Regions from separate parts of the Homo sapiens genome. Here region 1 is linked to region 2. Evidence: read pairs that join two places in POLR2A ChIA-PET (ENCODE). Cell type or tissue: PC-9. All regions are shown on one strand. Links, peaks and the distances in the headings refer to the core of each region. The heading gives the core; the rest is flanking DNA. Region 1 overlaps CPEB2-DT (CPEB2 divergent transcript). Region 2 overlaps C1QTNF7-AS1 (C1QTNF7 antisense RNA 1).

What was found. ChIA-PET counts read pairs that join two places held together with the same protein. Peaks named below come from ENCODE experiments on the same cell type or tissue, not always from the same donor. Only the 100,000 strongest peaks of a DNase experiment are listed, where the experiment ranks them.
Region 1: POLR2A ChIA-PET joins it to region 2 with 11 read pairs; 5 of 35 experiments call an interaction of 5 or more read pairs at or near these places.

What each region holds. Positions count from the first base shown.
Region 1 is chr4:14,992,780-14,995,707 of GRCh38, forward strand. It overlaps CPEB2-DT (CPEB2 divergent transcript), which reads right to left. Exons shown (of 8, transcript NR_038857.1): 4 at 2,475-2,571; 5 at 1-123. Among named protein-coding and RNA genes, the nearest start is that of CPEB2-DT, 7.8 kb to the right of the region's middle. In PC-9, for the core only: no CTCF peak of the experiment used is centred there; a DNase peak (open chromatin) is centred at 1,672.
Region 2 is chr4:15,165,700-15,168,627 of GRCh38, forward strand. All of the region lies in intron 2 of C1QTNF7-AS1 (C1QTNF7 antisense RNA 1), which reads right to left. Among named protein-coding and RNA genes, the nearest start is that of CPEB2, 160 kb to the left of the region's middle. In PC-9, for the core only: no CTCF peak of the experiment used is centred there; no DNase peak of the experiment used is centred there.

The sequences.
Region 1 (2,928 bases), core at 326-2,825, 170 kb before region 2:
AGATTTCCTTCTTTTTAAAGGCTGAATAGTATTCCACTGTGTATATATGCTACATTTGCTTCATCCATTCATCTGTTGGTGAACACTTAGGTTGTTTCCGTGTCTTCGCTACTGCGACTAATGCTACAGTGAACACAAGAGTGCAGACGTCGCTTCGACATACTGGTTTCAAGTCCTCAGGATATATATACCCAAGCACCGTTTTTAAGCGTGTGTCCCTGTGACCCTGTTTTACTCAGGTACTTGCTGAGCAGTGGCCCACTCTTTGTCTTTGCTTCTAGCACTAGCCTGAGGGCCAACTAATGAAGCAAGAGACTGAGAAATGAGGAGATGGGGGCATTAATCTCAGTCTATGCAAACCATCTCAAGCAAACGACTTTACCTCTGGGCTTTGGTTTTCCAACAACAAAACAAAAATATTATTCGCTTTATCTACTCACAAAGTATATTGTGACAAGAAAAGGAAATAATAGAAGTCCCATTTCAAGCCAGGATTGAGATGAGCTTCAGTGTGTAATTTTTTCTGCCTTCTTGCTAGATTTGCCTTACCTCAATATTCTGTATAGATCACAAGGCTCCACCGATGACCAGCCCGGCAAGGTCATATTGCAGCAAGTAGGATTCCAATTTAGTAGGTCAGTTTCAGCCTACAGTCTCACTGTTTATGACTCTGCCCAGATAATTAGGGTTGGGAATTATCATAACTAATGTCAACAGTATTTATTTACAGCCTCTGTGAGGATGTACAGAATAATGGATATATTTTCTGTTCTTTTCACAGTTATACCCATAGTGCCTTGCACAGTGTCTGGTACAGAGCAGGCACTCAACAGAGAGTTTCTGAATACATAAATCAATCAATAAGAACTAGGAAAATTAAAGAACATATAAGGCATAGCAACTGCCTACAAAGACTTGTAATTCAATCGAGTTCACATGGCCTTAAAGATACAAGATAAGTAGCAATAGAGAAGTCAGTCAGTCTACGTAAGGGCCCAGTGAGCATCGTGGCAGAAATTACTGGAGAGGCTGACAGGTTCTCTCCTAGGTGGGGGTATTGGAGTGGGATGATAAATCCCCTGGATGCCACAAAGGGTAACACAGACCTTCTATTATGTTTCGGGGCTACACTTTGTCATCAGGGGAAGATTCTTGATATTTTTCTTTGTCAATGAGTTCATCTTTGTATGGCATAATAACCAGAATAGAGATCGTAATAACCAGAGTGAAACTTTTAGTTTGGTATTGTCAAGGAAAAAATATTGGGAAGGAAAATAACTTTTTTGTCATTGTTATTATGATTATTCATTTTATTTTTTCTCCAGTAAACATAAGGTAACAATGCTACAGTTATCCACAAAATGGCTCATGTCTTTGTAAAGCATGCTTTGGAAACATCTACCTCTTTCCTTCCTTCCATCTCCCTCCTTCCTTTCCTTACCTTGTTTTCTCCTTTTCTTCATCTTTTCTTCTTACAGCATTCATTGGGCAATTACTAATCAACAAATACTTATTGGGCACTTGTGTTCCAGGAATGTGAAAGGCAAGGGAATGCGGAGATACATGAAGGAATTACATTTGAGTAACGTTTCTGCAGTATAATTGACAGAGCATGGTTGACAATTGTTTTTGGAGGGTGAGAGAGATGAAGGAAGAGGATGACTCATGTTTCAGCTTGAGAAACTGGTTGTGTGATGATGACGTCAGCCAAGACAAGAAGCAAAATAGGAGAAGCAGATTTTGGGGAAGATGTTGAATGCAGGTATAGACACATTGAATTGATGTGGCTGAAGGACACCCAGGTCAAACTGTTAAACAGGCAGTTGGAAATATGATTTTGACCATGAGGCTAAAGAGATGGATTTGGAAGACATTAGCATTTAGATGATGTTTGAAAACATGATAATAAATTCATCTAGAAAAAGTAGGTAGAAATATAGAAAAGGACCAGAAACATAAGCCTAAGGAACTCTCACACGTAAAGAATATGTAAGGAGAAAGTGAAGGAGGAAATTATGAAGGAAGGTTTAGAAAAGTAGGAGAACTAGAAGTAATTGAGGATGGTACTACTCTTGAGTGCCACATCAATAAAGCACCTTGAAGTTGGTCAAGGTCAGAATGAATCTTAATTTCTACTTTCTCCTTTTCCAACTCCAAACCAGAGCTAATTAGCTCCCATCTAAAGACTCAAAGCTTTCCCATTCTGTGGGGTTAATTACATTTATGGGCATGGGCTCTGCCACAGAAAGAAACCAGCAGCATGGAAGTAAGGCATCCAGTTGACCTTAACTGCAGTGCCTCCTGAACTGGTTCCATTTCTATGAGATGGGGTCTTGACTCCTCTCTTTGTTCAAGCTCCTGTAATGAACCCCTGTGTTCCTGGAGTCCCAACTCTAGTCTCCTGAGACAGAAGTTTTCCCCCTTGTACTCCAGGGTTATCTATTCCCCAGCGTTATAGTCTTGGGATGACTTACCTGTCTTCATGTACTTATCCTATATCTGACAATGCCTGGAATTATTTTTGGCTAGTTTAAGAATCCTAGGAGCATCTGCATGGTGTTTGGACAGCTCCTGAAAACAAATTAACCATTTATAAACAGACCCTTGTATTACTATTGTATTCTTTTAGCTATCATTTCCTAAAATTGCTATTTATTAATTCAACAACCCCTTTAATAAGTGCATGCAATTCCCAACTCTTGAAAGCCTACTATGTGCAAGGCATCGTTGTAAGTGCTGAGGATACAACAGTGAGCAAAACAGGCATGGACCTTTCCTCATGGGCTTGTGATCTCAGAGAGAGGACAGATAAACAGTTCAAGTACATAGTGGGTCAGATGGAAACACAAACACCTTATGAGGAATAAGAAGGCTGGGAAAGAGTGGCGGCGGGGGGTTGTCATTTTATTACAATGGTGGTCAGGGAAG
Region 2 (2,928 bases), core at 282-2,781:
AGGTTGCAAAGATGGGACAGAGTGGTCCTATGTACACTTCAGTTTCCCACAATAGTTACAGATGACAAAATTGTATAGTATAGTATCAAACCAGAAATTGACATTGGTATAACATGTTTATATAATTCTATGTTGTCTTATCACAATGGCAGATTTGTGTAACCACCACTGTGATCAAAACACAGACATTCCATTACCACAGAGATCTCCCTTGGGCTACTTCTGTATTGCCACCTCTACTCCCATCCCTCCCTAAATCCCAAAACACTGGCCATCAGTAATTTGTCCTCCATCTATAGTTTGCCATTTTGAAGGTGTTGCCTTCAATTATTGATGTAATAAAGCTGAAGTCTGCCATATTGTTTTTTGTTCTCTGCTTATTTCTTCTGTTTTCCAGCTTTGCTTTTTCTGCCTTCCTGTAGGTTACTTGAACTTTTTTTAGAATTCTGTTTTGATTTATCTCTAGTGCTGGCATGTTTCGGTGCACCTTTCCAATTCAGGGCCTTTTGTCAGTCTCTAGAAGTCTATTTTCTTCTCTTCACCTTTCCAAGCCTTCTTATGTTCATTTTACATGTAATGTTCAGATTTTTAGCTTCACACAGTGGTAGAAATATAGGAAAATGTGTCCTCTTCACTTTTGTAGAAGTTGAAGTCTCCTCTCATTTTTAAAGTTGTGTTCGTTCTTATTTGTGAGAACATGTAATGTCTACATATTATTTTTTATTAGTACTTTTGGCAAAGCTTTCCCAGACATCTTTTGGTTGATTGAAGCTCATTCCCTAACAGAGAATGCAACTCTGCTATTGCCTTGCTTTTCATGTTGTTTTAAAGAAGTCTGATGACAAACTAATTATCTTGCCTTTCTAAGTTATTCTATCTTTGTGCCTGGAGGACTTGAGGATTTTTTCTTTTCCTTTAATGTCTATTGATTTTACTAGACCATGTCCCAGAATCAATTACTCCATTTTTTCCTAGTTCCCTTTAGGCCCTGTCTATGTGTAAATTCAGTTTTCCTTTTAGTTCTGGAACTTTTCTGGAATTTCACTTTTTAAAATATTAGTTCTATTTATTTTCTTATTTGGGGATGCCAATCATAGGTATGTTAGACACCCTTTTCCAATTTTATGTCATTTCAACCAGTTTCCCTCTGACCTTTTTTACTTTGTTCTTCATGTCATCATTATTTTGATTGGTGATCTATTTTTGTCAACATTCTTTCCATTTTATTTGATTCTATCCTCCTCTTCAGTCTTCATTACTGATGAACTTTTATCTTTTGCCCTATTTCTTTCCCAAGTCCCTTCCCAATTCATTTTCACTCATTTTATTATTTTCTGGGTTTTAAAAAATTGTTTGCATTCTTTTAATTTTTTAAAAATCAACACAGTTATTGCACATATTCATGGGATGCACAGTGATATTTTGATACACATAAAGTATAGTGATCAGATCAGGGAAGCTGGGTGGCACCCACCTGCAGTCCCAGCTACTTAGGAGGATGAGCAGCAGAATCACTTGAGCCCAGGACTCTGAGTTCAGCCTAAGCAACATAGCAAGACCCTATCTTTATTAAAAATTATTTTGAAAACCTACTCTTTGGGGTTCTTTCTGGGTAGTTGTTGTGTGTGCTTTTTTGGGGGTCTATTTCTGTTCCTAGTTTTCATATTTCTGATTCAATGTGTTTTTTCATATCTGTAAATTGATTCACTTTGGAGTGTTCCTTTACACTTGTTTTAGAGTTTTCTTCTGATTTTTGGCTAAATTTCCTGGGGAGAATTTCTGTTAACAGAAATGCTTTGATTCTCATTTTCTAATTTTTTATAACAATCTCATATAAATATTATATGAGATATATATTATTATATATATTATTTTATATATATACATATATATATATATATATATATATATATAAATATATATATATATGCTTGATTTTCTTGATTCTTATTCGTTTCATGAACAGGCTTCCTAATTTAAGAGCTTCCCTTTCTTCGCGTTCTTCCCTCTTCTAGGTAGTTTCTTTTATGGATGATTTGGGCCCTAAGTTGGGGTGGGATGGGGTGAAGGAGGGTATATTTCTCTTGGAGAGTAATTTATCTCCCCTGCTGATGTTCTTCATTGGTTTGTCTCCCAGGGGCACCAGCTCTTCTCTCTCTGCAGCTCTTCCCTCTCTTCCCTCTCTTCTCTCTCTGCCCTGTGTCCAGTACTGACAATTTCAGGTCACAGGATACATTCTGTACTTTGGATTTTAATGTTGGACTTTCGTTTCTGGGTTTATTTTGTTTGCACATTTTATGAAGACTCTCAAGCCTCCCCTTTTCTAATCTCTCACCCACAGGCAGGGGCTCTATTGGAATTCACCTTTTTCTCTACTTACAGGTAAGTTAGAGGTTGTGATGCTTCTGTCTCCTACTAACAAAAGACATGGTCATGTGTCGTTTTGTCTGCTTTTTCTCCTTGTTATTCTTTGTTTTCCTTTTGGGAGGGTGTGGTAAGTTTTGAAATCAAGGAACCTCCATTGTTCTCTGAATCCAGAAATGTCCTCTGCCTGGCTTTGTTTTAGACAGTCAGCAAAGCCAACTATTCCTATCAACTCTAACCCTTATTCAGTGACAGGTTTTGTGAGACAATGTCCCCCAAAGCTCCAGTTATCTTTTTCTTTTTATTGTTTTTATTTTCCCTACAAAGACATCAGGTTACCAATGATTTTGTCTACTTAGAAAGAACATCCTATTGACTAAGTAATAATTTCATTATTGATCTACGTGTAGCCAATGATATCTTATCTGACAGCTGTATTAGCACAGAGTTGATAAACTAACCACCAAGTAAAGGGGCATTTCACACAGCTGGAGCTAAGCTCTTGAGAGTAGATGTGCAATATTCATTAAAAATGTTTAAGATTAATAATGGCTTATGCATCCT